4 separate regions of the Mus musculus genome follow, and all the other regions are linked to region 2. Evidence: chromatin loops called from intact Hi-C (ENCODE). Cell type or tissue: heart. All regions are shown on one strand. Region 1 overlaps Maml3 (mastermind like transcriptional coactivator 3). Region 2 has its middle 16 kb from the start of Gm30074. Region 3 holds the start of Maml3 (mastermind like transcriptional coactivator 3). Region 4 overlaps Maml3 (mastermind like transcriptional coactivator 3).

What was found. Hi-C counts contacts between places; a loop is a spot of excess contacts. Peaks named below come from ENCODE experiments on the same cell type or tissue, not always from the same donor. Only the 100,000 strongest peaks of a DNase experiment are listed, where the experiment ranks them.
Region 1: it touches region 2 in a loop (4-fold over the local background); 7 of 42 quality-filtered maps call a loop at or near these places.
Region 3: a loop joins it to region 2, with 7 times the contacts of the local background. A loop is called at or near these places in 24 of 42 quality-filtered maps.
Region 4: a loop joins it to region 2, with 2.7 times the contacts of the local background. A loop is called at or near these places in 11 of 42 quality-filtered maps.

The regions. Positions count from the first base shown.
Region 1 is chr3:52,001,677-52,009,676 of GRCm38, forward strand. The region is part of intron 1 of Maml3 (mastermind like transcriptional coactivator 3); the gene reads right to left. Among named protein-coding and RNA genes, the nearest start is that of Maml3, 99 kb to the right of the region's middle. In heart, CTCF peaks have their summits at 6,208 and 7,899 (motif pointing left); a DNase peak (open chromatin) is centred at 6,095; H3K4me3 peaks cover 1,196 bases; H3K27ac peaks cover 1,962 bases.
Region 2 is chr3:52,192,225-52,200,224 of GRCm38, forward strand. No RefSeq gene overlaps it. Among named protein-coding and RNA genes, the nearest start is that of Gm30074, 16 kb to the left of the region's middle. In heart, CTCF peaks have their summits at 4,318 (motif pointing left) and 6,745 (motif pointing left); DNase peaks (open chromatin) are centred at 4,107, 5,957, 6,747, 7,297 and 1 weaker place; H3K4me3 peaks cover 2,769 bases; H3K27ac peaks cover 3,339 bases.
Region 3 is chr3:52,100,335-52,108,334 of GRCm38, forward strand. Maml3 (mastermind like transcriptional coactivator 3) reads right to left here and starts at 4,672. Exons shown (of 5, transcript NM_001004176.2): 1 at 3,345-4,672. The coding sequence starts at 3,809. In heart, CTCF peaks have their summits at 1,734 and 4,741; DNase peaks (open chromatin) are centred at 1,717, 2,437, 3,547, 4,687 and 2 weaker places; H3K4me3 peaks cover 4,590 bases; H3K27ac peaks cover 4,463 bases.
Region 4 is chr3:52,043,333-52,051,332 of GRCm38, forward strand. All of the region lies in intron 1 of Maml3 (mastermind like transcriptional coactivator 3), which reads right to left. Among named protein-coding and RNA genes, the nearest start is that of Maml3, 58 kb to the right of the region's middle. In heart, no CTCF peak of the experiment used is centred here; DNase peaks (open chromatin) are centred at 2,929, 3,739, 4,439, 5,009 and 1 weaker place; H3K4me3 peaks cover 3,157 bases; H3K27ac peaks cover 4,321 bases.

The DNA of each region.
Region 1 (8,000 bases), 190 kb before region 2:
GCTCATTGAAAACGGGTGACAGCTGTAGCATTACAGCTCCGTGCACAAGGCGAGATGAATGAGTGGTACAAGTTCTTCCAGAATGGGCCCCTATTTCACAAGAGTCTGTCTCTTCCCAAAATAAATACATGCCAGCTTTTCACTATCTCAGCAAATTTAGCATCTCTTTACAAACCAACCTGCTACGGAGTGGCCTCAAAGTGCCAATGTCAAGTCCCTGCTTGGCGGATTTGCAGCAGCTGGGAAATACCAAGTCAAAATGCCAAGCAAGATCTGTACAGCTCTTCAGCAGACGAAAGGGCAAGGGATGGTAAAATGCCCATGCCCAGATGTGCGTGAACCGACATCAAACTAGCCTCCAAATCCACTGGAGCAGTTGTTGAATGTCTATCTCAGAAGCAGGTTCAGTCCACTATAGAGGTAGGTATGTCCTACAGCAACTCACTAACCTGAAATAACATTATGCATGCAACCTAAATTAACACACAGACGGACTAGAGGTACTTATACACAACTTTAGCTATGACAGAAGCCTGTCCTGCTTACCTAACAGACCGACAGAGAGACAGACAGACAGACAGACAGACACACACACACACACACTGGTAGCAGCAGGTGGGGGTGGGGTAGGGAAAGCAAGTTGACCAGAGAGATGGCTGTGTTGGTAAAATGTTTTCTTACCCTATAAGCACAAAGACATGAGTGGAATTCCGAGAGCATACATAAAAGCAAGACAAAGTAGGGTACTATCTTGTAATCCCAGCACTGGGGAAGCAGAAACAAGCAAGATCTTTGGGACTTGCTAGCTAGCCTAGCTCAATTAGTAAATTCCAGTCCAATGAGAGACTTTGGTTCAAAAAAAAAAAAGTAGATGATACTGACAAATGATATTAAGGAATTAAGGATGAAGACTGTCTTCTTGGCCTCCACACATATATGTACCTACACACACATGAAAGGCATATACACACAAAAGGAAAAAGACAAAACCCACACACATAATATGATATAAAAAGATACATCGTTTTTACACTCAGACATTAGAATTTTTATTTCTAGCTTCAAGTGCATATTTTACATTGTATTTTACAGTGTATCTTCAGTACATTGAACACAACCTTAAACATATCTAGACACAGCTTTACAGTTTATCTCTGATACCTTAAACATAGCCATGGGGTATGGAGATGTTTTGAGATGGTTATGTATCAGAACAAGTTAAGTCATTTGCCTCCTCCAGGACTTACAATGCAAAGCCAGTGCTTCTACTTTTTGCAATAGACACTATGAAGCCACCATACAGCGAACAGTCCTCTAAAACTTCTTGCCCTTGCTCTTGCAGCGTGGTACACAGTGGTCAGCCCTTCCTCCAGTCTCCTCCACTCTGCCCCACTACCCCCAAGTGGGAGCCACCTTACTCCCAAGTTCCCTGTGTTTTTAAAAGATAGAATGTTGCACCCACTGTTCTGGTACCTTCTTTTCTTAAACTCAGGGATTGGAATATTGCAAATATGTTTCCATTTCCTTAAGTATTTTAAAGCGTACACACCTCCTTATCATTGGACACTTAGGCTACATCTGTTTTTTTCACGATGAAAAATAATGTGACGATTATGTCATATAACACACGTAAAACCTGTACAGACTTCCTGTGATTCTGACTAGGTTGTAGTCACAGCCCTTGTGGGTTGGGGACCCGGAGGAGAAGTGACCCCTCAGAGAGACTCTGAAACACGGGAGTGAGCAGTAGAGGAGGTGTGAACACTGGGCAGGGCCTCTATCTTGAATTTAAGCAGAACCTCTTAGCCTACTCCACCCAGTTTTCTCCAGTTAAACAAAGCAATCTGATTTGGTGAGGGAGTGAAAGAATAATATATGCCAGTGCTTCTCAACTTTCCTAACGCTGTGACCCTTTAACTCAGACCCTTATGTGGTGGTGACCCCGGACCATAACTGTACAGCTACTTCATAACTGTAATTTTACTACTGTCGTGAACTGTAAGATAAACATTTGTGTTTTCTGTTCATCTTAGGTGACCCCTATGAAAGGGATGGTCGACCTTCAAGGTGGGTCACAGCCAACAGGTTGAGAACTGTTGGTACATGCACAGAGGAATCCTGTTGATCTCCACACATCCAAACTCAATACTAAACATAAGCTTCCTCTAACAGGCTGGAAGATGATGTGGCAGCTGCTGGTTCCGCTGTGTATTTCCAGCTGTCTTCCAGACCACTACAGGCCTGGGATAGAGCTGCGCCTCCTGGACCCTGTGTGGTTAGATGGAATCATGGGGACTCATGCCGACAAGAATCATGAGTAGAATAACAGGTGTTCTTTCTAGAACATTCCATTACTCAGGTTAGACCCTCCACACGCTCTCTCTTTTCTTACAACTACTAGTGTAAGACAATGGCTGGATTGGTCAGGTCCCTAGGTCCCCAGGTGGCCATGACAAGCACAGTCCTTATTTCCCCCATGAGCTCGAATCCCAGCAACTACAAACAAGAGAACAATGTTTGTTTAAACCCAGACTTTATTTCTTACTATATGTCCTCACTTCTCCTGCCTGGACAGTTCAACAACATTGAACTGTGCTTCTCTGTGATCTCCTGAGCGAGTCTGAAAGATTCACAGATAATTCCATTCTTCTCTATTCATATAGTTTGAAGTGTGGCAATGGAGGAGATTTTAGGTTTCCTGGCTTTATTATGCAATGAATCAACAGGTATTTCTTCCTTGCCAGTTGGGGAGGGAGCAGTTCTCTAAGCACTGAGAGACGTCTGCGGCTCTGCTTGTACTAATCCCTGCAAGTGTGGGCACTAGAAACATGTTTCACTATAGCAGCCTGGAGAGACCGTGCAACCTTTAAGAGCTGGGGCTCAGAGAGAGTTGTTTAGGCGACTGGGGTTACTGCCCTTGGAAATGGCCGACACCGGGACGCTGACTAGTTCTAGTTCTAGTGAGATGCCATAGAGCCAGCCTGACCCTGAAGCTTTCTGGATTTTGTCTGTTTGCTTGCTTTTTGGAAAAGAGACTTGCAAAGTTGCCCAGGCTGACCTTGGGGTCACTCTATAATAGCTCAAGCAAGCCTTAATCTTGCCATCATAACTCCTTGGTCTCCCAAGTAGCCAGGATTACAGGCCTGTATCCTGTAACTTCTTGTCTTGGGATATGACCCTTTCCCCAAGCCCTCACTAGGAAGAGTTCGAAGATTTGGTCATACTTCAAAACCTCCAGAATTAAAAACACTGTATAACTTAGCCGGCTTAGAAAACACTATGTAGAATAGCCTGACTTTGAACTCACAGAGATTCACTTGCCTCTGCCAGTACTAGAATTAAAGATGTATGACACCACACTGGTCTATATACTTTAAACAACAAGAAATATTTAGACTTGTTTCACATGTATGGGTATTTAGCACATGTATATGTATGTGTGCTGTGTATGTGCCTGGTGCCCTTGGAGATCAGAAGGAGGAGATGGATTCTCTGTAGCCATTGATGGTTATAAGCTACTCTGTGGGTGCTGGGACCAAACCCAGGGCCTCTGAAAAAACAAGTGCTTTTGAGCCAAGCCCCTGTAAACTTTATTTTTAGTGAATTATCTAGCCTTGAGTATTTTGTTATGGCAATGGGAAAACAAACTAAAGAGGAAATGTGACAGGAGACTCCAGCCCTGAGCAACTTAAAATGGAGGAGATATATTTTCTAATTTTCCACAAAGGAGGAATTGAGAGCTAGCAAATGGCCGACAGGGGTAGGTGCCTGGGGTCAGTCTGAAACTGGTTGAACAGCAAGCTCACTGCATGTCATTATGCACTTATCTGAAGTGGTAGTTCAGGGATGCCAAAGGGGATTCTGGGATAGCATCTAGAGACAGGCTCTGTCTCTATACAGAGGCCAACATCAAGCTGCTGCTGGTAGGGCCAAGAGTATAAGAGGCTCAACTCAGAAGAGAAGACAGAGAGTTCTAAAAGAAAAAGAAAAAAAAAGTGGCCTTTAGTACTTCATGGGGCTGGAAGATGAGGTCCCAGTGGAAGAGACAGAGAGATGGCTCACCAAGGAAATGGAATCTGAGGTGTGTTTTGTGGCTACGATTTCCACATGGGAAGAGTCAGTGTGGAAGGAGGGCAGAGCTGGCAAAGCAGAGCACGTATCAGGCACGCAGAAGAGTCCTTCAAGACACATCACACCCAGCACCTACACGGGCTGTTAGAGTCACATGTGTGAATCTGAGGCAGGACACCTAAGGACTTAGAGGGATTTGCCTTTGGCCAGCTGTGTTGTTAGGAGGTGGGTGTGAAACCAGGATTGAAAGGAGAGAATTCTCAACGAGAAGAAGAGAAGAAGCAGAGCAGGTCCTGGCAGGTTCCCTTGGCTGGAGCATGGCGCCTGCATCTCAATAATGAAGTCAGGGCCTGGCTCCCAACTCTGCTCTGGATAAGGGGGGAGGTGGGTAAATATATCAAAGCTGAGTTGAGCTTGCTGAAGGAAGAGTCAAGTGTACAGAACTCTCTGGTCTTCCTTCCTTCCTTCCTTCCTTCCTTCCTTCCTTCCTTCCTTCCTTCCTTCCTTCCTTCCTTCCTCCTCCTTCTCCTCCTCTTTCTCCTTTTTACTTCTTAGCCCATTTTAGGAGTTTTACTTTAGACCCAGTAGATGACAAAGGCATTGCATGAACCCGACACACCATAATGTGTGCACGCCTCTGGTTTAACCCAGATGAAACCAGAAGCAGGGAGAACAAGACTGGTTCCGAATCAAGACTGGTTCCGAATCTTGTCTAAATGTTGCAAAGGCTGCAGGCAGCACTGGCTACCTTTGCTCTTCAGACTAAAAGGGAAACATTGGAGTTCCTCAACCTTTGTAAACATTTCCCCGTGTGATCCCTTCGGCTTAATCTAGCCTTAGCTGTGCTTCCTCCTATAAAAGCCATTTAGCTCTGGTTCAAACAAAAAAACCAAGAATCCGTGTAAAGGCTGGGAAAGGCAGATGGGGAGGGAGAAGGATCTTTTATTCTGTGGGATCCCGAGTGAGGAATGGAACAGGTTTCATCCTTTTGACTGTGCACCCCAATGGCAAATCCAGGAAGAGGGTAGAAGAAACCTAATGCTGTCTGCTAAAGGCCAGGGGACACTTGCAGTTATCAGCGCACACAGGAGGGCGTCTTGTTCCTGGGCTGCAAAAGCAGTGGTGCCTCTCACCTTCATCACCAAAGAGAGCATTCTCCATGAAATCTGTGTTGTCCCGAGGTCAGATCTGCAAAGCTATAATTATCCAGGTAACTCGGGTCCGATGTTTCTCAAAATATCCAGGTAATTATAGGAGAAAGGTCATTTCCTCTATATAATCTCAAACCTACCACTGGCTGTCTACACTGGCAGTTTGCCAGTCAAGATCGCCTGTCATTTCCATTTTGTTCTTTACTAGAATTTGCCAAGGACTAAGAATCCTAATGGGGGAGTTTTAAAAATGACTTTTGTACGGATACCGCTTCCTTCACCACCACCCCCCCCCTCACCAATGTTCTGCCGGTGTCCTCACAAGATGTAAAAACACCCTCTGCTAATTTTTAACACTCCAATGAATTGCATTCTGGGAAAAAAGATATTGTGAGACAGAAAGGAAAGGAGAGGGGTGAAGAGGAGGAAGAAAGGACAGAACGGTCCCAGGGCCTCCAAAACTGAGGACCTTAACTGCTTGGCCCTATTCCGAGAGAGAGAGAGAGAGAGAGAGAGAGAGAGAGAGAGAGAGAGAGAGAGAGAGAGAGAGAGAGAGAGAGAGAGAGAAAGCACAGGTCTGCAGGTCAACAACCCGCTCTTTCCGACTATGGGCTTTGACAGCAGGGGTAGTTTCGGGACGGGAAGAAGCGCATCTGCATGGGGAAGCCACTGTTCCTTTGCTTCACAAAGGAAGAAAAAAATGGCATTTATCCCAAGTAAGGCAGAACGTGGTAGGATTCGCCTCCCCCATCCTTTCTTCCCCCTTCCTCCTCCCATCGCCCTCACCGCCACCGCCCCTTCCTGTCGGAAGAGAAAAGGTGGGAGGGGGAGGAGGACCCACCGGTCACAGGCGGCGCGGTGGGATTCTCTTTCTTTGGCTTTTACCAGCCAATGGGGGTCAGGACGCTATTGGTTCAGCATCATGTGCGAGCGGGTGCCTCTCGCTTAGCAACAGCGAGCAGCGAGCAGCGGAGGCAGGAAGCAACGCCACCTGGCCCAGGGAGTGTGCGATGCTTTAAAAGGGAGACAGAAGGGGAGAAGAAAGAGCAATCTAGCTTAACATATTGTACTCCCAAGAACAAGGCTTCATCAGGCTGATAAAGACAGCCAGCCAGGCAAAAACCGGACACGAGCTCTGTCCCATGAGCATGTCTGTATCACCCTAGGTGGTCTACACATAGTTTTTGTTTTAAGGGACACTCTACTGTGCTGCAAGGGAGGTGGATGGAAAGATGGTTATCTGGGAGGTAGGGGTGAATCTACAACTCTCAGTGAGTTCAGTCAGTCTTATTCTCACATTAGGGTATTACTAGAAAAGACAAGTAAAATTGGGTGTGCTTGAAAAGGCAATTGGCTAGGTAGGAATCATGGCTTTCTTCCTTTTCTTTTTCTTTCTTTTTTCTTTTTCTTTTCTTTTTTTTAATTAATCAACACAGTAGCTGTTTCTAAGTGCTAAATTCCATCATAGTGGCCAACAATTAGCCCTTTGGAGTAGAAAATGGCAAAAGAGAAAGACAATCCTGTAAAGTGTGCTGTGCTGTGTGTGTGTGTGTGTGTGTGAGAGAGAGAGAGAGACAGACAGACAAGACCTGGGCTGTGTGTGTGATGTGGTGTGTGTATGAGTATGTATGTGTGTAGTGTGTGATGTGGTGTGGTGTGGTGTGTATATGAGTATGTATGTGTGTAGTGTGTGATGTGGTGTGTGTATGTATGTATGTGTGTAGTGTGTGATGTGGTGTGGTGTGGTGTGTGTATGAGTATGTATGTGTGTAGTGTGTGATGTGGTGTGTGTATGTATGTGTGTAGTGTGTGATGTGGTGTGGTGTGGTGTGTATATGAGTATGTATGTGTGTAGTGTGTGATGTGGTGTGTGTATGTATGTGTGTAGTGTGTGATGTGGTGTGGTGTGGTGTGTGTATGAGTATGTATGTGTGTAGTGTGTGATGTGGTGTGTGTATGTATGTGTGTAGTGTGTGATGTGGTGTGGTGTGGTGTGTATATGAGTATGTATGTGTGTAGTGTGTGATGTGGTGTGTGTATGTATGTGTGTAGTGTGTGATGTGGTGTGGTGTGGTGTGGTGTGTGTATGAGTATGTATGTGTGTAGTGTGTGATGTGGTGTGTGTATGTATGTGTGTAGTGTGTGATGTGGTGTGTGTATGTATGTGTGTAGGGGGAGATTTTGGGTTTCTCTTTGCTGCTTCTGTGATTCAAGAGGTATTTTGAGGAGGCTGGGATGAGCTCTGAAGGTCTCCCTGCCTGCCTGTAGCAGACGTTGTGCCAGTGATAATAAGGAAAAGCATCCAGCTCATTCATATCCCCTCAGAGTACATAACCTCCCCTTCCCCCTGTTCTAGACCCCCCTACCATGCTCTATAAAGACCCCCTAACTTCTATATCCAATAAACCCCAATCCATCCCACAACATCCAAGACCCGGTCTTAGACTCCAAACCACAGATGACAAAGTACCTCCTTTTATTTCTTAGAGGGGAATGTAGTTAGTCAACATGGGTCTTCCCCTGGTGTCAACTGGTGCCCTGAGACAAAGACCAGTACTGTGGAGGGCACAGATGGGCTACACCCGGCAGCACTGTCTAAAGCAGACCCGGTTAACCCCTTCTGTGCCGAGCTGAAGAAGTCACTGACTATACTGACACCTACTGCTCAAGAACAGTTGTACATCCTTCTCTAGCTGGGTTCTTCAAAGCAGCCATTTGCCCCACTCCTGGGGCACCGCTGCATGCCCTCTCCTACCCCTCCCCCGCCAGGTTAACAGT
Region 2 (8,000 bases):
GTTTTGTTGTTTTGGTTTTGTTTTGTTTTGTTTTTCAGGTTTTTTTGTTTGTTTGTTTTTTGTTTTGTTTTTTGAGGTAGTGTTTCTCTGTGTAGCCCTGCCTATCCTGGAACTTACTCTGTAGACCAGGCTGGCATCAAACTCATAGAGACCCACCTGCCTCTGCCTCCAGAGTGCTGGGATTAAAGGCAAGCATCATCACTGCTTGGTCTATGTGGCTATTCTGATTAGGTCACATGCTGGGAATTGTGTCCTGTGCTATCAGGTCCTGGGCTAGGGGTGTGGGTTTTGGTTTTCTGTTTACTTGCTCTTTAATCAACATCCAGGGTCTGGATAGAAGCTCAGAATTGCTGATCCTCATCCTTGTGGCTTCCGGTACCCTCAGCTTGTCTGTCTGCAGTGGGCAGGCAGGCCCTTGAAGGCTTCCTCTAGCTGTGTGTGGAAAAATGATCCTGCCTATCTGACCATGGTGATCTCCCCAGGTTGGGGCTGGTCACATCCACTAAAATGGGACTAAAGGAGAAGACACCAATGACCAGATGCAGGAAGAACAAAGAGGGAGGGAGCAGGGTCCTGAAAATAGAAATCACACTAAAAAATAGCTGAGGAGTTGATAATGCCCCGAGGCCTTTGTTCAGGAACATGCTGGCACTATAAAGAGGAAAAAAATGACAGTACCATATTCTCCTGTGAAGTGTGAGTTGCTTTTTCCTCAAGAATTCTCCCCAGAGAAGGCCTTGTGGGTTGTGGCTAGCTTTACTTTCCATTTTCATCTAGATGCTTTCTTTAAGGGAAGGGTTGGTTGCTCTCTTTCGGAGAGTGTTCTATCATCACATTAACAAGAAGATAAACAGACTTGACAAAAATCCATGGAAAACAGAAGCCCCGGCCACTGTACATTCTAGACTGAGGTATTGCGTTTGAGCTTGTGGTTAGAGAGTAGTTGCTGCAGCTGGGTGTTCTGTGTCACTTGTACACCGTAAATAAAATACTCTGGGGGCCTAAAAATACAACAGAAATAAAACTTTCTGAAAAAAAAATTAAAAAGCTGCAACTTTGTGTCATATCAAAAATAAGACATGGATTTAAGGGGATCGGCGTGGTTTTTCAGAGGCAGAGTTTCCAGGCGAGCCAATCCTAGTCCAGCCCTGAATCTGGGGGGCATCAGGGTCTGTACCAGCCCCAGCTTCTAGTTAAGGTACCATCTGTGTGATTAGTGACAAAATATGAGTTAACTGTACTATTTGGTTGGCATTTTATGAAAGTGTAGAAATTCAAGTAGGGTTTGTTAGCCCCAAACCATCCATCGCCTGGTAATTTTCCTTCTCTGCGTGAACAAAACATGATTCCTCGGTGGGAACTGCAGTGAGAAACACTATCCGTGTACAGGAGGGGCTGTGACTCTTCTGTGGACAAGGACTCAGCGATATGCTTCCGTGTATGGGTGCATGTCCCAGAAAAGACCAGGACAAAGCAAAGTTAGCTATTCAGTATAAGCATCCATGCCTGAGCTACACACAGGTTGATTCTGTCGGCCACACTGAAGGGACTCATCTCAGACTGCTTATCACCGGCTTTTCAGGAGTAGATGGAAGATCAAAGATCAGATCCAGGCCCCACTTCTGTCCTGGGCTGGACCCAGCACATCACCATAAGACCAAAGACAGAGACATTGCTGACAATTTACACCTGGGCCAAGTGCCAGGGCAGACTGTCAGGTAGGGGAGGTGGTGCAGAGGCAGAGAGGGAAGGCCCTGCCTCCAGCATCTTCGAAAACCAATGTTTAGACTATGGTTAGTTAATTCAGCAAGGTGAGACTACCTCCTAATCCCCTCTGAGTTATGATGTTCAGGATGGATCAGAATGGGAGTTTTAGGTCTCAGATGTATGTGGCATCGACAGGACTTTAGCCATCAGTGTGGCAGTACAGACACCATGGCTCTTTTTAAAATGTTGTTATACTAATTGTCTAGGCTGCATCAAGAACACTTAAGCGTATTTGTATATGTATATTTACTTAATTATTTTCAAATTTTCAATCATCAGGAATTCAGGGATGGCCTAACTGCATGTATTTGGGTCCAAGTTCTCTCGCCCTGGGTAAGAGCCTGGCTGGGACTACAGATAGGATGATTTACCTAAAGTTCGAGGATCTGCTTCCAAAGGGCTCACACGTAGCTGGCAAGTTGCTGTTGGCTGGCGGCAGGAGGCCTTAGGTTCTCGGCTCCATAGCACTGCTTGGGCATTCTCACGACACGGTACCTAGTTTTCTCCAGAGTTGAGTGACTCTTGAAAGCGAGATAGCAGATACACTGTCTCCTATGTGCTGGCCTTAGGGATCATACTGTCATTGTGCAATGTCCACTTCTTTGCACCGGTCACTCTTCCTTAACGTGGGAAGGAAATACACAAGGGTGTGTGTACTGAGAGGCAAGTTTTAGCTCATCTCAAAGACAAGCTACTATATCTACCTCTTGGCTCTGCCACCAACTGTGGCAACTGACTGCAGGAATGGTCTGCCTAATGCCTGAACCTCCCGCAAGAGTTCTACAAACCAGATGCAGGTGGAAACACTTGAGTAGCCTTTTAGAGAAAGGTCAAGGGCTTCTGGGTCCTTAAACCGACTTGGGCAGGTCGGAGCATGACAGATGTATTTCTCTCTCAGTATACCCTAACAAGGACAAGGCATGGTGCCTCCTTCACTGCTATTCAATCTCTGCTTGGGTAGCAGTGTCTAGATGGGGATAAGCAGTCACCAATCGCCAGGCACAGACCAGCGCTTAGAATACAGTTTTAAATCCAGTCCCACTCCTACAAAGCTCTTTTCTACTAGAGTATGGCTCTAGTCATCTGGTGGCCAGCAAGAGTTAAGAAGCCTCCTTAAGTGTTTGGGGTGACAGGGTGTCGTGGTACACGCCTTTAATCCCAGTACTCCGGAGGCAGAGGCAGGAGGATATCTGAGTTGGAGGCCAGCCTGGTCTACAAAGTGAGTTCCAGGACAGTCAGGGCTACACAGAAAAACCCCGTCTTGGAAAACAAAAAACAAAAAAACAAGAACAAACAAACAAACAAAAGTGTTTGGGGTGATAGCTGGGAATCCTGTGGGGGAAATGTGGCCTCGCAGGACTACTGTTCTCTTCCTGGAAGGGAAATGACCTTTCTGACTCAAATGAGAGAAGCTGCTGTCAGCAATTGCTCGATTCACCTCCGGTATGTCCGTGGATATCTCAGCGAACTTCCATTGTTGTCTGTAAGGTAGTCCAATTCTAACCATGAAGTTTAACCAGCTACTAAATGGGGGAGCCAGGACTTCAACTTGGCAAGCCTGACTCCAAAGCTAATGGTATACACTCCTGTCTCAGAGAGTCGCAACAGAGACTGGGTATAAATCACAAGAGGATAAATTCCAAATAGAGGAAGGAGGTCTCTCACAGCTTTGGCAAAGCCAAAGATGGGAGCTCAGACATCTTGATGGCCATTTACTTGCACATCCAGTTGTGCCCCTTTCCCTTCTAACTTGGTGCTAGCGATGCCAGGTCTGTCCTAAGGATTGTAGACAGTTGTTTGTGCTGTCTGCAACCCCCACGCCCCCAAGTGAAGCACTATCTTAAAATAAATAATCAAGACTCAGAAGGCTAAGTATCACAGCCTGTGACTGATAGGCTGGTGAGGTGAAGGGTTGGGGAGCAGGGTGGGGAGTCGGGGGACGGTATTAATAAATTCAAGGTCACAAAGCTCCCACCTGCCTATACACCTTCACACCAGGTTCTCCTGCAGAGGCTGGAGGCTAGGTAAGACATCTAGACTCCAGGTGCCAGCACAGGCCAGCGACGAAGAGGGGACAAGGTCCTCAGTGACTCCTCCTGGGGGTGGACACGCGTGGATGCCGGGGACAGATGTCTACTTGGGAGCCTCCTGCTGCTCAGAGGCAGGTCTCCAAGCCCCGTGGGAGGCTGGGGTCAGAGGTGTGTGGGACTCCCACACTAGGGTCGCGGTTCTCCTATGGCGGGAGCCAAGGATGCAGCAGCTCTTCCCGGGGACAGAGACCAGAGGGAGGGCGCCCTGCCCAGGGCCGCCGAGGCCCTAGAGGCTTTGTGTGTTTGGAGCCAGAGCCCCCACTTCCCTTCCCCGCCTCCTTCCCGCTCTCTTTCTCCGGGACCTAAGTCCCAGTGGAGGTTCCAGCAATTAGCACGCAAGGAGGGGGGCGGCCGGGGGCGGGGGGGGGGGCGGCGGCTGCGGGAGGCGACAACCCCGTCCTTGCCACCGGCCGCGCTTCCGCCAGCACTGCCTTCGTGCGCCACCTACCGGCCATCTAGGAACACTGCAGCGTCTGCCTGAACTGTTCCTAGGCAGATCTTGATCTCCGTGGACAATAGACAATGGGATTTTTTTTTTTTTCCTGAACAATGATTTATTTTAGGGGGTGGGGACAAGGAGAAAGGAGGGAGGAAAGGAGGGAGGGAGGAAGGAGCACTGTGTTTGTCATCGCTTTAGAAAAGAAAAAAAATCTCTGTTCTGTCATTGTTTCTGCATATCCATTATATGGAGGACAAAAGAATCCGGTCCTGGAACAACAAAGCCAAGGGAAATGTTTTCCGTGGCTGACATTTAATTGTGAGCACACGGTGCTGCATTATCATGGGGAGAGACTGGAGTAGGGGCATAGGCTGGCTTCAAAAGCCTGGGTTCTTTGCTTTAGCGTGTCCCATTTTGTATGGCCTCAGAGAGCCTCACTCAGATTGTGTGTTACACACAATTCCATAATTCTATAGTTTTTCAACCCACCGCAGGGATTCCTTGTGGATCATTTCATAGCTCCTCCAGAGTCTGCTCTTTTGCAGCTTGCAGAAACAGTCAGCTTTTCTTCACAGCCTTCATATGGATCCTTAATAAAATAATCTAATCCAACACACACACACACACACCGCTATCCTACCAGAGCTGTTGGAGACATTGGAGAACTTAGTCCCAGCCTGTCATTTGACAGATGAGAGAGGTGAAATGCTTATCCAAAGCCACACAACTAATTAGAGATAAAGGCAGGACAAGATCTGCTTTGCCCATCCTGGTCTTTGTGACCTGCCTCTTGCCGTTTTGATGCCCAGCAACCTCTGGCCTGACCAGTTCACAGCCATGGTCTCTTCCTTTCTGGCAGCCATTGAGCTTCCTTGCAGGAAGATGGGTGAAAACTGAGGGGGTGGGACGGACAGGCTTCCTAGCTCAGTGGCAATTCCTTCATTTATTTCTCCTTTATACAATGAAGGGGGCAGTATCTTTATTGGTTATTTTTTGTTATGATAATATGCAAAACTGACTGTAGCTCTCCATAACTCTCCAGAAACCATTTCTCTTGTGATACAGGGTTTGAACTCCTGTGATATAAGAACAAGGAATGTCTTCCATCTTTGGGACTATGTTTGGCAGTCTTCTGATAAAGGGGGCAAGTGGCTCCCCCCCAAAAAAACTTCAGTAATTCAAATTTCTTTGCAAGACCCTGTGATATTATTATTATTTTTATTATTAATTATAGGGGAGATGCAGACCACTGATCATGTGCTAAGAAATAGACACATTTTTTTCTTGTACCAACTTGCAAGAACATCCCACCACAGCTACAGTTGCCTTTAAAGTCCTCCAGTGTCACACTAAAACAGTTTCAAATAAGCCAGGCACAAAAGCAGCCGGCATGCCTTACACATCGTTCAGCCTGTTTAAAGCAAACAGACCCACCCCACGGTCCACAGACAACTAGTCAACAAGCAGGCGAAATTTCCAAACAAAAGACCAGAACATTCCGGAGCTCTCTTTAAACTGTCTTCTAAGAGCTGGAGAAGGAAACACTGGGTGGGCAGGCCGTGCCCGAACCTTTCGGCTGGGCTTCCGCACTTGTAGAACATTGGTTTATGCAGGGACCATGTGACACGGTAACAGAGAGCTCAGATCTCTAAATCTCGTTTTCCTTTGTGTCATCCTCCCTCCACCCCCTCCTGGATGGTGAGTCACCCGTCTCTGCAAAAAAGATCCACAGTTCAGTGATGTCCTAGGTGACAGCCGCATGCTCTGCCTTGGAGATTCCGCGCACATCGAGTGTGATCGACCGAGATAACAGAGGTTGGAAAAATCTGTGAAAGGGTTGAGCTGTTCCTCAGATGTGGGACATTATTTCCACAGGTTCGACAGTCTGAAGCATGAATATTACTCACTGAAACACTGCCATAAGAATTAGGAAAAGAAATCAGGACCGATTTTTTCAGGTAGGTGTATAAGGGTCCACATCGGGGATGAGGGGAAAGCCAATCACAGAGCTCATCCTAGGGAATGCGTTCCCCTCATGTTGCAGTCTGGTAAATGCTAGAATCTTGGTGACTCATTGCTTCCCCGATGTCCTTATTTGGTAGCATGCAAATAAGGAAAAAAAAAAAAAAAACACGATCGTTTCAGATTTAGATTTCCTCAAATCGTGGTGTGAGCAGCTATTTTTACTTTTGCTTCAATCACCATTCTCAGTAGTAGAAAGTTTATTTAGAGTTGTAAAAAGCTGCTTTTTTTTTTTCATTTGCAGGCTAAATTTAAATATGGAATTCAGCAACCGAAGAACTCTCTTGGTCAGATCCAGCAGTCATGACCAGGAAGTCCAGTTCTGCTGGTATCCGGCTGTCTTCCCTAGGCAGTTCTGATTCCTGGTACTTTACAAGTGCGAGCTTGGAGTCTGTCTCCATAGCGCCTCCACCTGGTGTGCTTTACCTTGCCCACAGATGCACTAGACCCAATTCTTTCACTTCTGTGTGGACTACCTGCAGGTCCAGGGACATGATACTTATTTTGCTGAAAGCAAAGACTAACTGAGGTAGCTCTCTACATCACATCCTGCATCTCCACATCCTTGGCTGATGCCAGATAAGGACGGTACCTACCCTTAGTGTCCCCAGTAGTTGTCACATCCATCCAGGACCAATACTCATGCTTCCACATAGCTCAGAGCTGGTGTTTTCCTACTTCCCAATGGCAACTGTGTGGCTGACACCTGCACAGTGGGCTCACTTGGCACCTTGGGTTGGGATACCTTCCTGTGAATTGGCTTTCAGAAGCTCGTGTGGATGACAACTCTTCAGGGACAATCAGTCTAGACTGTATTTTTCAGCCCCACCGTATTCTAATCTTGTCTCTTCCTGTTTGATAAAGCCAACTGTGGCTCCTGGGGCAGAGACTGGAGGTGCTAACTTCCTGTCTGCGACAGGCCAATGAGCCCCAGCTGTTTCTCCTTAGACCATCTTGACTGCCCCCTCGGATTCCCGACTTTGTAGTGGAGCAGATGACTCACCATGACGTCAGACCCCACTGAAAGGTGGACGGGAGGTCTGCTTCTAACCCCGCCCCGAAAGCAATCGCCAGAGTCAGGCAATCAAGCAGTTGCGGGCAGCTGCGGCACCTTAGGCAACTGGGTGTGTCCTCTGCCTAAAATCACCCACCCTGTGAGCATTCCACACTGGGGCTTGCTCAGTGGTATCTAAGGATCTGGGCATGTCACTACTCGCTCCTGTTCTGTCATTTTCCAGCTAAACTCAACTGTGGGCTTCTGCCCCTATAAACTCTCACAACGTGGGATCCACCCAGTGGGAATACAAAACAATAGTGACATCTTCCACACATTTATGACATTTTTTTGTTCTCAATATCTACAAGTCGCAGAGTATGGCAGACAGGAAATTAGCGCCTTCAGCCTAGACCCTAGCAGCCACAGGTGGCTTTATCAAACGGGCGGTGTTCTAATGGCCACTAAGGGAAAAGAGTTTATCCTTCTATCTGATATCTCATAGGCCTCTTTTCATCACTTGCATAAATTGTGCTTAGCCCAGTAACAAGGTTAAATTTTTTTGCTTTTTGTCAATACAGATGCTTTTTTGCCGAGATGGGGACAGTGGGCATGTCTGAAGCTTAGCAGATTTATTTTCACTTTGCTTGGATCAAGGTCCCTCTGGAAGGCCAGGAAAGGATTTTCA
Region 3 (8,000 bases), 92 kb before region 2:
CCTTCTGTAAATATAAAATGGTGATGACCAATGTTGGATTTCTACCTGTGTAGAAAGGACCTGTCACTTGAATATACACTCAAATCTGGGAGTGTGGCCTGCTCTATGTATGCAGCAGCCTACAGAGAACCCACGATGACCTAAAACAGGGACTGGGCAAGACTACTTGCTCCCCACCTCCCGTTGCTTTTGGCTTGCTAGTTTGTGTTGTCTGTCTTTCATGCCTATGCTTGTAAATGTGTAAGACAGAAAAGCAAAGCCAAAGAAGCAACGCCCTCATTAGATTGTCCTCTTAACCCAAGCCAGGCAGAAGGAGCCAATCGATATTTAGTACTTTGGACATATTGGTCCTAAGAAGGTGAACAATAGCAATAAAACAGAAAAGAATCCTTTTCGATTTTATTTTTATCATCACTGTTGTTTGGCTGTGGCTGATCACCGTTTTTCTTTAGGGCTTTCCAAATAGTGAGTCCAATCTGAGAACTAAATTTAATTGCTTTGTGCCCCAACAGAGTACCACTATAATCCAGCAGTCAATTCAAGAAAATGAAGAGGAACATTTTCTTAGTAACCCATCTTGAAGTTTTTTTTTTTTAATCTCATACATAGGATAAGCTTAAAGTAGTCTTCCATCCCAGAGGCGGATGTGAATTCTGAAACTAATTATTTTCCAGGAAAATGTAACCCATAAAGGATGGCTATGTTAATTTCTGTCTCTGTACACAGACTCTACACACACGTCTTTGCTTAGGATTGAAACGGTTTATTTTCATCCCACGCGTCACACATTCTTCACACTGGCATCTGTGAGGTGCCTGTGATTCGGCAGAAGCTAGAATATACTGTTTTGCACACGGGTTTGGTATTTCTATAAGTCAATAAGCTAAATTATTGAAAACTGGTAGAAAAAAATTGATTTTCAGGCAATCGTTTTTCAAGTTTGTTATTAACTTGCCGAAGTAGAATTCATTGAGAAATTTATAGCTGTTGTCTTCATCTATTCAAATAAGCATTATATTTTCATTTTGAAGTTAACCACTGTCTTGGGCGAGCTCCCTCCTAGGAATTCTCAGAATACAGGCTGGCTGTACCTGCGGGTGTCTTAGCACAGAGGCGCCCCCCACCCCTGTCTTCCTTCCACAACCTAAAGGTGGTTAAGGGAGTACAGAGCCCAGAGAAAAAACTTTTTGGCTCCTGACTCTACTCCTTTTGCCTTCGAACCAGGTCTCTAAAAAAAGATAGTGGCTTTTGTTCCACAGTCGTTCAGTACCCCGCCCCCAGCATCCATCCCCAAAGGTCGTAAACTGTATCAGAAGACGGGAATTTTGGATCTCACGCAAAAAGTCCATTTTGATGCAATTGGGAACAGAAGGTGTGTGAACATTAAAGGGGGTTGAGGGGCGGGCAAGAATGGAATCCTTGATGCCTGGCTTATTCTACTACAGCCTCAGGTTCGCTATCTCCCATGACTGAGAGTGAGGGCAGGGAGGGGGACTAGGGGACTGCGAGAGACACAGATGACACCTAGGTCCCCCAGCTACAGTCAAGACCCCGATCTCGTCCCAGCTCAGGGTACAATCAGGAAAAAGCCAGTGTGTGCGTGGTTTAGAGCTTCCTGTTTTTTAAGACAGAAGCTCCCTAGAAGACTCTGGGACCCGGGTTCTTCCTCCCACCGCGCTGGTGGCCTGGGGCGGCGGAGGGGGCAGGGCCGGAGGCACTGGGCGGTCCCGGGGACTGCGCAGGGCCGCCAGGCGGACAAAGCGCCTCCCGCTCCCTCCCCCACGGCCGCGTTCCAAAAGGGAGGGGAAGGAGGGCCCGGGGGGGGGGGGTGGGGGGTGGAGAGGGAAGCACGCGAGGGAGAGAGGGGAGGAGGAGGGCGCTGCCGGCGGGACTGGGCGGGAGCGCACTGAAGAGGGAGGGCAGGGAGGAGGGGCCAAGGAGAGCAGAGAGGAGGGAAGGATTCTTGAAGCCCAAGATAAACAAATTGTTCCTCTTCACGTGCGGGGTGGGGGGCGGGAGCGAGCCAGCTCTGAGGCCTTCCCCTCCCCCACACCGGCTCTTTGTCACCGCCCGCCCTCCCGAGCGCCCGGCGACACTGGCACCACCCCTGGCGCTCCGAGATCCGGAACGTGCGCGTCGCAACAGAAAGCACTCGGGAGAGGGCGGCCGGCACCGGGTTCCGTGCAGCCGGTGAAGGCACGGTGGGGAGAGCGAGCGCGCTCCGTGGAGAAAGCTATTACCGGGGCCCCGAACCTAGCGACACGGTGGGGGAGGGAGTGCACACACCTTTCCCAAGCTTCCGGCCTCCCCCCTCCTCCTCTCCCAGAGAAGAAAGCTAGAGAACCCTAGAGAGGAGATAAGAGAAAGGATTCCACCCTCGGGGTTAGGGGTGGGATCGGCCCCTTCCTCCTCCTAGCACTTAAGCCATTGGCTGCGCATCCTCCCGCGAACCCACCCACCCGGCCATTTAAGCCTTTCTCCTCCCTGCTTTCCTCCACTCCTCCGGGCTCGTTACCCGTCGCCGGAAAGTTGGTGAAGTGCGAGGTGGGGGCAAGTTGGAGAAGAGGATAGGGAGCAAGCCTAAGCCTTAAGGCAGGGTCAGAGCACAGCTCTGGCTCCCCTGCGCCCCCGCCTCCTTCTCGACCCCCTCGCAGCTGCCCCACCTGCCCTGCCACAGCCGCGGGTCTAGAGCGACGAGCGCAGCGCTCGCGCGCCCGGCATCCGCGCGCGCCCCCACGAGTACGCGCGCGCAGCCACCCTCACTCGCTTCTCACCCACTTCAAAGTTCATTCACAAAACTCTCAGACTTTCCCAAGCCCAAAGGAGAGGAAGTCAGGGACTCTTCCTTCCCCTCCTAAGGGTTCAGGGCCTGGCGCCCACTCAGAATGTGCGACAGCATCAATTTCTCCCTGCACCCGGCGGATGTGATGAGAGGGGTGGGCGAAAGGGGACCTATCTGGGGAGGCGCGGTGGTACAGAGAAAGGTGAAGGCGGGGCGCGGAGAGGAGCAGCGTGGTTTCTACTCCTGGGTTCACTCTGGTTCGCATCGATTTCTAAGACAAGGAGGGGGAAACTTTTCCTGCACCTCACTCTGGCACTAAAGCTCCCTCCTCCCCTTGGAGTCGTGACTGGCTTCTCTCCCTCTCATCCCTTCCTCCCCAAATCTGACAACCCTGACAGATTAACAGGTAGCGGCGGCGGCGAAAGCGTTTACCCTGAGAAAAGTTGACGTTAACCCTTCGTCTCCATCCCACCTCATCCCTCGGTGCAAATCAGACCCTCACAGCCCCCAAGCCAGGAACTCCACGCCCCCGACCCCAACGCGCACCCCAGTGAGCCCTCACCATGATCAGCGTATGGTTCCTCTGCTCGGCTGAGGCAGCCTCCGCATCTTGCTGGGTTTTACTCGGGTGCTGCTGCTTGCCGCTGCCGGCGCCCGATTTCTTGGCTCTCTGCTCCAGGGTCCTCTGATAGAGGCTCACGGTGTCCCGGCGCTCCAGCTCCAGCTGCTCCACCTGAGCCTGCTGATACCTGTTCTCGCAGTTGACGTGGTGCCGCCGGCAGCCCTCGATGCGCTGGCGGAGCCGCTCGACTACCGTGCTGTGCTTGGGGACGGCCGCCGAGCTGCCGCCGGGGCCCCCGGAGCCGCCGCAGCCGCCGGCAGCGGGGTGATTGCCACTCGGAGCAACCGGAGTGCTATTGGGAGTATTCACGCCGATCCCGGCCCCGCCGAGGCTGCTGCTCAGGCTGCTGTTGATGCAGATACTACTACCATTCGCGGCGGCAGCGGGGGCTGCGAAATCCCCCATCCTGCTCCCGGGGCACACTATTTTGGAAGAACTTTTTTTTTTAATCCACCCCCTATCAGCCTTCTCCTTGGGTCCAAGGATTAAAATAGTTTAAGTGGAACGCGGGGGAGACGCAAGCACATGGATGAAAAAACAGCGATCCCCACGGGGTGAAAAAAGGGGGAAGAGATTTTGGGGTGTTTTTTTTCCTTAAAAAAACTGTAAAGATCGAGGGGAGAAAAAAAGGGGGTGTTATCAGAATACCATCAGACACCTATCAACAAATAGAATCCCAACAAACTGAGCCGGCAGCAGATCGGCTTGCAACTCAAGGGGAGATCCGCTCCTCGCCTGCCTCCTTTTAATAATCCATTATTTTCTAATAAATTCCAGGAGGTTTCCGGTGGTTGGCAAGCATTTTCTCCCTACGTACCGAAAAACACACCCCATGTACACACACGAGCGTGTGCCTCCAGTGCGGACACGCGCGACACACACTCACTCCACGCCGCATCGGAAAACGGCGAGCTTGCTTATTGCATTTTCCTTCCACAAAAAAGTTTTGGTGTTTATGCCGCCCCGTGTTCTCAAAGTACTTTGGCTGCTCAGTTGCATTTCACAGGAGCCTAGACATCGAGTCCTCGGGCTGGGCAAGTAAACACATGGACAGTCCGAGGCGACTGCAAAAGTAGATCGCTGGAGTCCTTTGCGAAACGCCGCGCGGAGAGCAGCCACTAATGCTCGGCCAGGCTGCCGCTGCCGCCGCCGCCTCCGCCACCATCACAATGATCAACTGCTCGCCGCCGCCGCCGCCTCCTCCTCCTCCTCGCGCTCCTCCACCTCCTCCTCCTCCTCCATGCCAGCGGAGTGATATCAGGACGCGCGAGCTCAGTAAACACGGCAGCGGCGGCGGCTGGAGGCCGTGAGACAAGCCCGGGGACCCGGTGCAAAACCCGGCCCGGACTCTCCCCTGGCGGGAGCGGGCGCGGCGCGCACCGACCTGACTCCCGCCTCCCTTGCCCCCCCACCCCCTCCCCTTCCCCAATCCAGCTGCTCCCCAGGCTGGGAAGCCCCGACCTGCCAGGAAGAGGGGGGAAAACAAAGATTGGGGGGAATCTTAGGAGTGGATCACCTTTTGACCCGTGTGTGTGTGTGTGTGTGTGTGTGTGTGTGTGTGTGTGTGTGTGTGTGTGTGTGTGTGTAAGTGAGCGCGCGGCGCGCGTGTATGTGTGTGTGCGCGCGCGCGAGTGCGCGGGGACGCGCCAGGCTGGCTGTGTTTCCTTCTGCCCAGCGAGGTATCCAGCGAGCCCAAGTTGTTGTTATACATTTATGCATTATATTGCAGAAATGTGCATGACCAGGCAGAAACAGTGCAGCTTCCCAGCAGCTGTCATCCCCACCCATGTGAAATGAAATAGGCAAACGAGTGGCTTGTTTTCAAGGCCCAGAGAAGACCCTGCTAGTGAACTCTTGCTCAAACTCTAGGACCCTCTTTAACTCAAATAATTTTTTTTCCTTACGTTTATTTGTTTATTGGGAAGAAGTGCCTAGTGCCACACCCCACGCACGCTTAGAAGTCAGAAGACAGCTTTGTGGAGTCCTCTAAGGTGGGTACTTGAGTTTGAACCAAGGTTGTCAAGATCTGGGGCAGTCAGTCACCTTTACCTCCTGGAAATTTCATCAAAGTACCCATTCCTCAATGAACAGAACTAAGCAGTCAAAACAAAACAAAACCTTGGGATATTATTTATTTCTCTGTACATAACGACTGTGGTTATTATGACGATTATTGTTTTATTTATCCTTGAAAAAAAATAAAACCAAGCAAGCAGGGACTTGGAGGTGAGACTAACAGTACATTTAAACAGACTGTTTTGAACACTAGGTGCTAATGACGGCAGCAATTAAGGGTCCTGCCTAAATCAAGTGGAAAGATTGCAGATTTCATGCTTTAGAACTATAGAAAGAAAGAAAGAAAAAAAAAACACAGCATTTCACAGTTTGTTGTGACCAAAACAAAAACAAGCCAAAAAGTGTGTGGGGGGCAGGCTTAGCTTACCACTAGATATATTTTTTTATTTCAATGGATTCACATTCACAATAGCACGATTGAAATGGAGTAGCTGCAGAGAAGTAATCTCAGGTTTTGTTAATTATTATCACACATTATCTACCCAGACACTGAGTAGAACATCTGACAAGAAAGTTCAAACACCCTTGGCTCAGTCTTACACCATTGCCCAGAGACGTCTGCAAAAATGAAAAGGCAGAAATTGCTAGCACTTCTGGGGTCCCTGGGCTACAGACCTCGATGGTGGGGTGTTCATGAAACGGCTTTTTGAATGGATTTGGGGGGGGGAGGGGGTAAAAACACAGCCCTGTTTTCTAAAGTACCCAGGAATAAAAGAAGGCTGGGCCTTGTTTTTTGTATGACAAAACTTTTCCCGGGGAGGTGCGATACACACACCTACTCATTCCAGACAGAGAACCCACCACAGACCAGAGAACAGATGCCATCAAAGGTCCAACTTAAAGAACCAATGAGTTTCATTGGTGTTACTTACAGGAATATGGGTGAGGGGTTCCTTACTGGAGCAGAAATTACTCAAAGACAGCTGCCTCACCACAGCCCACCACAGCCTGGGGACAGCTCACAAGAGCTGGAAACCCGGAGCACACTGCACAGCCTACAGGCAACTCAACAGGCTGGACTGGGTCCTTTCCTGGAGGTGCCTCAGTTGACCTAAACCTCTTCCAGGTAGCTTGGCTGGTTTCTGCAGCTTCTGAGTAGCTGATCTGATCCCAGTCTTCTTTGCAGCTTGGCTTGTCTGAGTGTTTTTGTTTTTGTGAGTTGGGTTTTTTTTTTTTTTTTTTTTTTAACAGTTTCTTTCCCAAGTCTGAGAGCAACTCTTAGCTTCTATCATTTACTCTGGCTGAGAGGAGCCTAGTGAATCTGGTCAGTTTCAGGGACTTCCTGAAGCTGTTTTGAGTAATTTACCTTCCTGCTTAAGGAGCACTTATGCATTAGTCATGAAGAAGCCTCTTCATTTCTTGGCTTTACTGTTTAGTAGCGATGCTGTTTCTAACCTCATAGTATCAGATATCTGTAGCTATAGTTCTCTTCATTTAATTGGGTCTATATGGTGAGCTGTATCTTTAATACCCACTGAATTATTTGGCTTTGAAAAGGGGGAACAAATTATTTATCTTGGTGAAAGGCTATAAGAGGGAAAACCTAATAGGAGAGGGTCTCTTGTTAAAGTTGCCTTCCTTTTTTGAAATCCATCTAATCGATGTACAAACTCCCGAATCATTAGTGCTCCTCAGTGACAGCCAGAAAACTAATCTGAGGGGCAGAAGAGCTGGCTCAAAACACCAGCAGAGTACCTTGGTTCCCAGGATCCGCATGGTAGTTTACAACAGCCTAGAATCCCAGCTCCCGAGGATCTGGCAGCCTCCTCTGGCCTCACAGTCGCCAGGCACACATGCAGCGCACATACATGCAGGCGAAATAGCAAGAAATAAATCCTTTTAAAAAGAAAACTAAACCAAGAAAGTTACATACAGAAGTAACCATTTGATTGATATGTGTGTGTGTGTATGTATGTATGTATGTTTAAAAAGAGATGAGCAAGTCGCCTTTCTGACAGTCTCACAAGGAAGTCTATACCCACAGCTTCCCTGCAGAGAGAAGGCTGTGATAGCAAGCATGCTCTAATCCTCACACCTACATAACCAAGTCAAGACTGCACCTTCATTTACCCAGGCAGGAAGTTGGAGGGACTGAACTGCAGGGTCTCTGGCTTCGAGACATGGCTATTCATTCTATTTCTTCTTGAAACTCAGACTTTAATTTTTTTTTTCATGGAGAATTTCCCATGTTGAGAGAACAACAATAATAATTGCAGCATTATGAGTTCCCATAAGTTAATTTTCTCATCTATCTTAAGAGGAAACTGAAAGTACATGGAAATTTGCATCCCTCTGTTTGGGAGACCAGTTTGTAGAGGAGTTTACTTTGGGACTGTACCCAGGAGCTCCCCAAAGACAAGTAGAACTGTTCTTGCATGACTTTAGCAAGTGGGGCCTGATTTTAGGGCATAATGTGGGCCACATTCAAAAGAGGAACAGACCTCTCTCTCTCTCTCTCTCTCTCTCTCTCTCTCTCTCTCTCTCTCTCTCTCTCTTCCTCTCTCTCTCTCTTACACACAC
Region 4 (8,000 bases), 150 kb before region 2:
AGCCATCCCCACAGCCTTGGACACGCCTTTCTTTAAATAATGTATTCATCTTCTTGGAGAGGCCATGGTGACTGCTACATAAGCCATGAAATCTCACTTAGCCTTCCTTCAGAGGATAGACTGAAACCCTTCTAACAGTGACAAGCCAGCTTCCCTACCATGACCTGGTGACATCCTGGAGAAGTCTACACTAGGTACCCTCCAAGAAGACTGTCTGCCTGCCAGGCACAGCTCCTAACCAGACTACTCTCTCTACTCCAGACAGGCTGGCTGGGAACTAAAGAGTTGTCTAAATGCCTTCCAGCATCTGACAGTTTAAGATGTGAACTTCCATTAGTTAGATACCAGATTCTCCTCCAGTTAACGCTGGTGTTTTCCTGGTGTTTTCTACCTCTGGTAGTGGAAGCATGGCCTGAAGCAAACCAGTTCCTATTCTGGAAATGGCCGGCTCTCTCCTAAAGTAAGACAAACTAATTCATAGCTATAACCCAGAGGGAATACTTAGTAAAAGGGGAGCGAGACCATGCTGTGCTGTGTGGGCTGAAGGAAACACACAACAAAAACAGCAAGCCTACCAGACAGAGGTTTTTAAAAAAGTGTTGGGCCCTGCAGAGTTCTAATGCAGTAGACAGCAAGTACCTAGAGGGAAAGGGCTCTCAGTGCCTCGTGTAGTCTGCTTATCTCAAGTCTAAACCAATCATCTTGATGGTTGGTTATGGCCAGGATAGGGTTTAGTGGCCTTTCTGAGAAGAGCAGGAAGGCCTAGCCCAGCTCATTCTAGACTGGATTCCTCTCCCTACAAGGACCCCGCCTTTCTCTGCAGTAAGGGTTTCTACTGAGTAAGCAAGAGAGAATTCATAGTTTTATTGATTTCTCTCACTCTGACTGGAAAGGGCTACAAGCCGCAGGGAGGTGTCGCCTCTGCTGCTTATTGCTATATCTGACCGGGAAACTCAGTTTTGGAATAGAAACTTAATAGAAAAGAAGAAAAAGGAAAAAAAAAAATCAGAGGGTTAATTGCCTGCCTGGTGGGAAAGATGGCAGGTCTGGCTGAGTCGAGGTCCTTTGTGGTCACCAAACCCTTATGACTGACAGTTATCACAGTCACCTCCTACTGCAAAGCAACTTTTACAGCTTTTATATCTCCAAATGAAACCAAAGATCTGATCTGCCTACCAGAGTCAAGGACACAAATCTCTCAAACTCTCCTGGGGGCAAGAGGGGAATGGAGCCTGGAGCTGGGAGGAGAGACTAGGCAAACTTGCCTTTCTCCACCCACTCACTCTCATCCCTAAAGTAGAATAAAATAAGCTGGGAGGCCGGGTAAGGCCTGTTAACCCAGAAGCCTGCCTCCAATTAATGTGATATTGCTCCTTTAAAACCCTGTACGAGAACGGCCCGGCTGCTGCTGATCCCAAGGCTGCGGCACGGTAATTGTCACTTAGCCACTTAACTCCCCGCAGCCCGGCTCACACGCTCCTTGAGGTTTATCTCTCAGCCAATTACTGCTGTCATTTGCGTTTCAATGTGTGGAATCAGAGGCCAGGCCCAGGAATACAGCACAAGAGAAACCCCCTTGGGGGACAGGAGCCTACTAAGACCTAGTGGCTGATGGGGTGAGACACAAACAACCCACCAGGGTGGGAGTGGCCGAGGGGCTTCCTCGAAGGGGAGGCCCACTCCGGCTGGGCTGTGGTCCTTTTCGGGCCTCTTCACTGGGGCAACCGAGAAGACGAAACATCTCGCTTAAAACATCGCGTCGGTTCCAAATAATGATGGCGATAATTAAAAAGCAACAGAAATTTAGCTGTGGAGCGATTGTGGACAGGAGGCAAGGTAATGTACAGAAGCCGGTCACAATGAACGATTACTAAGTCAGGACAAGCAAGAGAGACAGAAGCCAAAGCAGAGAACCCTCATTTTAGGCCACACTGCTCTTTCAAGCAACGAGGGGGGGGGGGTGGAGTCAGGTAGTGGCGGGATGGGGGTTGGGGGAGGGGCACTTAACCCTTTGCTAGTTCCGCCCTAAAATCCCTGGGAACTTGGGAGCCTCCTCAGCTAGCCCTGAGTGGGCACACCAGAGCTTGCTTTTGTGGTCTCTTGGATTTTAGGTCGGTAGCAAGTCTCTGCCTTTTAAAAGAAGACATGTAGGCTTGGCACAGTGCCACCTCGATCCCCTCACTAGGCTGACTGAGGCTGGAGGATCCTGAGTTACAGGCCAGTCTGGGATACATAAGAAGGAGGTCTCAAAGCGTGCCCTGTCCTCCCCCCAAAACATTCCTTAAAGGCACAGCCAGGTATGAGATGAACCAGAAAAGAAAACAACAACAACAACCACCATTTATGAATCCTCCTGTGGAGAGTCAGGTTTGGCAAAGATGCCCTCCCTTGAAGGGTGAATGGAAGTGGATCTCAGCCTCTTAGGGTTTGGTTTTCTCTGCCTCCCACACAAAGGCAACATTTCCTGCACTGTATTATAGTTTTTATTCCTAAAGTTTTAAGCCATTCCTGTCTACCCAGGCAACTTTATAGCTGAAGTGAATTAACTTAGCTGGGGGTGGGGGGGGGGTCTTCATTTGGAAGTGGATCTACCTGAGGAATACACACATACACACACACACACACACACACACACACCCTGACCACACAAGGTAGAGAAAGAAAAGAAGCAGAGAAGAAAGCTGTGGGAAGGCAGCTCCCGCAGGACACCGTAGGACTACTGTGACGACGGACCAGCCGGAGGGGTAGGGAGCCAACTTCAGTCTGTGAGCCAGGAGGCTATAAGAAGCACGCTCCCTCTGACATTCCATCCTCCACAACTCCAGCAACCACAGGAGGAGGGCCTAAGCCGGAAGAGACCTGTTCTAGCTGGATCTATCTCCGCCTGTCTCTAGGTTGAAAATAAAACTCTGAACTTCTCTGCCAATGAGCTCTGCCAGGCCCGATGACGTCCCGGCACGTCAGTTCTATTTGCAGGCAAGGTCCCTGTGCACCAGGTGAGGAGGAGTCTGGGCAGAGGACTCTGGGATGGTGGGCCTGACTTCCCACTGTGCACAGCCGAGATCTGAAAAGAGCTGCCGGGGTGCTAGTAATTGCACACGTCAGCGAGAGCTGTGCAAAGGAGAGTGGGCTCAGAGAGAGCTAATTGCTATCCTCGGGCTATGTGCTCCTTGTTGAATACCAGAGCGGGAAATCTGATCTGTGCAAAGCAAAGGAAAATCACCAGTAAAATAAAACAAGGAGGCAGCCTGCCCACGCTGGCCACAGACTCCCATTTGTCCTTCCCTCATCTACCGTCATCCTTATTATTAAGAAAATCTATAAATCTGGAACTCTTAGATTTCTTTCTCTTTTCTGTCACTGGGGACAACTGAGCACAGAGACTGGCTCCTCAGATAATGGTGGCCCCAAATGAAGCTCCTAAGGATCCCGAGAGTCTAACTTTCTCCTCCTTTTCATGTCTGTTTGCAAGGATTTATAATCATCGTCATCACCATCATTATCGTCTAAGCAGAACCACCATTTGAACCTCTCCTTCCTTGCTTTCTCCCACTTCCTCGGTCAGTGTCTTAGCTCATTAATTCCTGGCTCTCTGGATCCTGAAGTGTGCGATAAGCTGCTCTTTTTCTTTTGTCTCAAGGCCAAAAAGACTTTCTGGAGAGGCAAGCTCCACAAGTCCGGCCCTCCCGGCCGTGAGTGACAGCTTAGAGGAGCTTTGGCAGCCTGCCACCGATAGCCAAGAACACAGAGCCGTCCAATCAGCAGCATGAATCCCTTCCTACTGCGACACGGGGGCAGCCTTTCTTCAGCTTGGCTGCTGACACCCAAGGATCTCAGAGTTGCCTCCGCCTGTGATCCTGCCTCTTCCTCAAAGGACCTCACAGTGTACGGACCTTGGGTTCATCCTTCTGCGGTGGTTCCGTCAGATTCAGTTTAATCATGGGAAGAGCTTTAGCTCCTCCCACTTCACACTCCACGCATTTCCTGCTCCCCCTGTCTTGACAGAGCAAAAATCAATGACTCTGCCACTGTGGGTTATCCAGGGTGATAGCAAGAGCCTGTCTTGGATCTCAGTGCCTCCCCACAGACCTGCACACCCCAAACTGGAAACCATGAGTTCTTTCTAAAGAGACCTTTCTAAAGAGACTGATGGTCCACCAATCCTTCAGGCTGGGCTCCTATTCCCTCCTCATCTCCCATCTCTAAAAGCAAAAGCTTTTTGCATTTTATTTCACTCACATTTCTCAAATCCAGCTCCCAGCACCCTGAGATGAGGGCACAGCCCCTTAGCTCAGCCCCGAGCCCTCCTCTGTGTCTCTTGCCCAACACCAGGAGAGAGCTAACACTAATGCCCCACTTGTTCCAAGGCCTTCCGCGTGGCATCTGAAAGCTGTTCCCTTCCAGTATCGCCAAGCTTAGTCCTGCCTGCATCAATCTCCTGCTGCACTAGGGATCTCCCATGCCCTGCTCAGTCTCCGTTATTCCTCGTACCACTTCACCCAGCTAAACCCACGGCTTTGCTCAAGAGCTCCCCAACTGCATGCTGGGCTCGGTGATGCTCTTCCTGGCTCCTGGAACTCTAAGACACATCTCTGTCATTGCACGGAGCTCCTCCGGATTGTGTCCACTCTCACAGTCTAGCCTCAGAACCTAGTGACACACCGTGGACACCTGTTACACACAGGAGACTCTCAGCATTTGGGATATTGGATTTGGACTTTCAGATTACTGGGTAATGCCATCTGTTTCTTACCACGGGGCAATCAGTCAATATCTGAGTCTCAATTAGACCCATTTGGGAGTTATCTATTTAAAGAGAGCAGACGTCCAGACACCAAAGACGATACCTATGTAACATATTTTGTCTGGCAACTTCTGTGCTTTGGGGTACTTAACATGATGAAGACAATGACGGTGACAATGACGTCAACCATGACAGGAAGCAGGAGATGATTAGGCATCCGTTTATTCTCTGAGGCTGTGGAACTGCTTAAAACAGCACCGAATGAGTCACACAGCAAGACAGCTCACTTATCTTAAAATCTGAACTAACCAGAATCCAGCTTGGATCCTCCTCAATCAGCCATGCTTCTGAGAAGACAATGTACGTTCCAGAAAGTGTGTATGCGTGCACGCGCGCGCATGCGCACGCCACACAGGAGCTTCTTCAATTGAGACTTCGTGGAGTTGTATAGTCAGTCTGCCTTCAGAATACTTTTTCTTGTTTTACGTTTTGAAGGAGAGAGGAATTGGTTCAGTGGATAAAGAACTTGTGGGGCAAGCTTGAGAACTAAAGATTAGATCCCCAGCACCTGGGTAAATGTTGGGGGTGGGGGAGGCATGGTGGCCCACCTATAATCCCAGCATGCAGGATTACCTGGAACAAGATGACTAGCTAGACTGGTCAAATCGATGAGCTCTAGGTTCAACTGAGAGACCCTGCCACAGTATATAAAGTAGTCAATGTCAAACCTGTGTTCTCATTCCCCAAGAACAAAAATAGCAGAAGGGCAGAGTAGAAATGTGCTCCAAGGGACCAGCATGAACTTGGGAGAAGTATTAATCATGGGTAAAAAGAGGACAGAGGCAAACGTTAAAGGAATACAGAGGCAGCACACAGAGAGGCATTTCACATTTAGAACAACAGAGCTCTCGAATCTCACACCCGAGTGACGACGGCAGCACATGCCATGACAGGTAGACTTTCCCCACAGTGATGGCTGAGATAACAGGAGAGAGGCAGAGCATCCCCACTACTGTCTGCTTGAAAGGGATGTCTTGAGTAGCTTGAGAACCATTCATATCAAGGAAGCTTTATGAGAAAGTCACCAAAGCATCCCGTGTCTATCGAGTTGGTAGAAACCAGAGACACCTGAGAAATGAACCACCACTTAGCTTGATCCAAGGTAGAAATGGCGCATCTGCAAGCTACAGGCCTTGCCCACCAGGAGTGTGCAGCCTAAAGCCACTCGATGCTCATGGGAATACATCTGGGTATGCATTTTATTTTACTGCATGGAGAAAGAAGAAGCTACCAAAGGGAACATGGTCTCCTCTTCATCCAGGAAAGCCACAAGTGGCCTAAGATGATGGTTAAGCTGCTGAGAGAGCAGGAGATGAAAGCATTTCCAGGCAGCTCCAGGTGGAAATAATTTCCTGTTGGTAAACAGAGTCTCATGTAGCCCAGGCTAACCTGAAACTTGCTTTATAGCCAAAGATAACCTTAAACTTCTGCCTGTACCTCACAAGCCCTGGAAACTGCAGGCAAGCCTGTTTTTATGAAGTGCTGAGGACTGGTCCTTGCAAATGCTTGGTCTGCACTTTATCAACTGTGCTACACCCCAGCCCTTCTTTGTTCTGGACAGCCCAGTCCCTGTCACTCTCCATCTCTCTCTCCCTGAACCTTCCATCCCTTTATCTCAGGTCTCTCAGTTGTACAGAAGCAGCTTCAATGAGGGTGAGGGTGAAAGCCAGCTTTCTTCACTCCATGACAGTCACATAGCTGTCATTTCCCCTGGGCAACCAAGAAAAACACAAGGAAGGGGACCGCAGGGGACATCACTTAATTGTTCAGCGAAGATGGGGGGACTGGAATGAAAGGAAGGAGAAGGGTGTTGAGTACATGAAGGGGAAAACTCCCAAGAATGATATTTCAAGAAAGAATACAATACAGGAAAAGAGTGAAGGGCTAGCAGAAGAGAGAAAGAAAAAGGTTAATCCTTTAACTGATATGGAAGGTGAAGATAGGAAAGTGATGGGACAAAACCAGACATTCCATGGCTGCGTACTGGCATTCACTGTTCCTCCTGCAGACAAGATGGAAGTAAACACATCTCACAAGATGGGGAATGCACAAGACTACAATCTTTTCAATGTTGTATCTCCAACTGGCTGCTGCTGACTGCTATGGCTTTTTGTCACCAGGTCTGTGTTAAGAGATTGATCTGGTAAATAACTTATTTAAAGTAACAAAATTCCAAATCTTCCACACTCCCCCCGCCCCAACAACAAAGTAAAAATAAATATAAGTAAATTCTATATGTACTAACTTTGTGGTAGTTTGAATGGAAATGGCCTTCATGAAGTCAGAGGGAACTGCACTGTTTGAAAGGATTGGGAGGTGTGGCCTTAAGGTGGGTGTGGTCTTGTTGGAGGAAGTGTGTCACTGGGGATTGGGCTTTGGGGTTTCAGAGGCTCAAGCCATGCCTAGTGGCACTCTCTCTTCCCTGATGCTCATCCCCATATAGAACTCTTAGCTACCTCTCTAGCCCATGCCTGCATGTTGCCATGCTTCCTACCATGGTGATAAATGGACTAAACCTCTGAACTGTAAGTCAGGCCCAATTAAATGTTTTTTTGTAAGAGCTTCATGGTCTTGGTGGCTCTTCCCAGCAACAGAAACCTAAGACAAGCATTTATTATGAGCTTGATCCTGAGAGTTTTTAAAGCTCTTATTTTCAAAACTGAGGTAAATTCTATTTTGCACATATAAAGTGGGTCAATTTGTACTGAGGTAATATTTTGATGAAGAGTATTTATGGTGCACTCAAAATATCTGCAGATAAGCCAAAGGTTTACTTAGCGCTCTAGAAATCTGAGTTTGAATCCTGTGTTATATACAAGCAATAGCCTTGTACAGATCTCTTGCTCTGTTGAATGGAGAACTGAGTTTCCTTGTTAGGAAGATTTAATGAGAGATCAGATGTCAAATGGTTAGTAGAATTTGGCATGTGGCCATTAAGCCATCATTCAGTCAGTGCACGAACTATGTGCACTACTATACTGCACATACTATACTATACTATACCAGTACTATTTACTACTAAGCATCTACTATGTGCTTGGTTTCATCCAAGGCACAGGCCTGCAGGCAACAACAACAGAAAAGGGAACTAAGGTCTCTCCCTTCTCTTCATCCTTCATATGCCATCCCCAGGAACTAGCAAGGCTTCTGCAAACCTGCCACTAAAACCAAGTAGACTTGAAGTATGGACATGGGA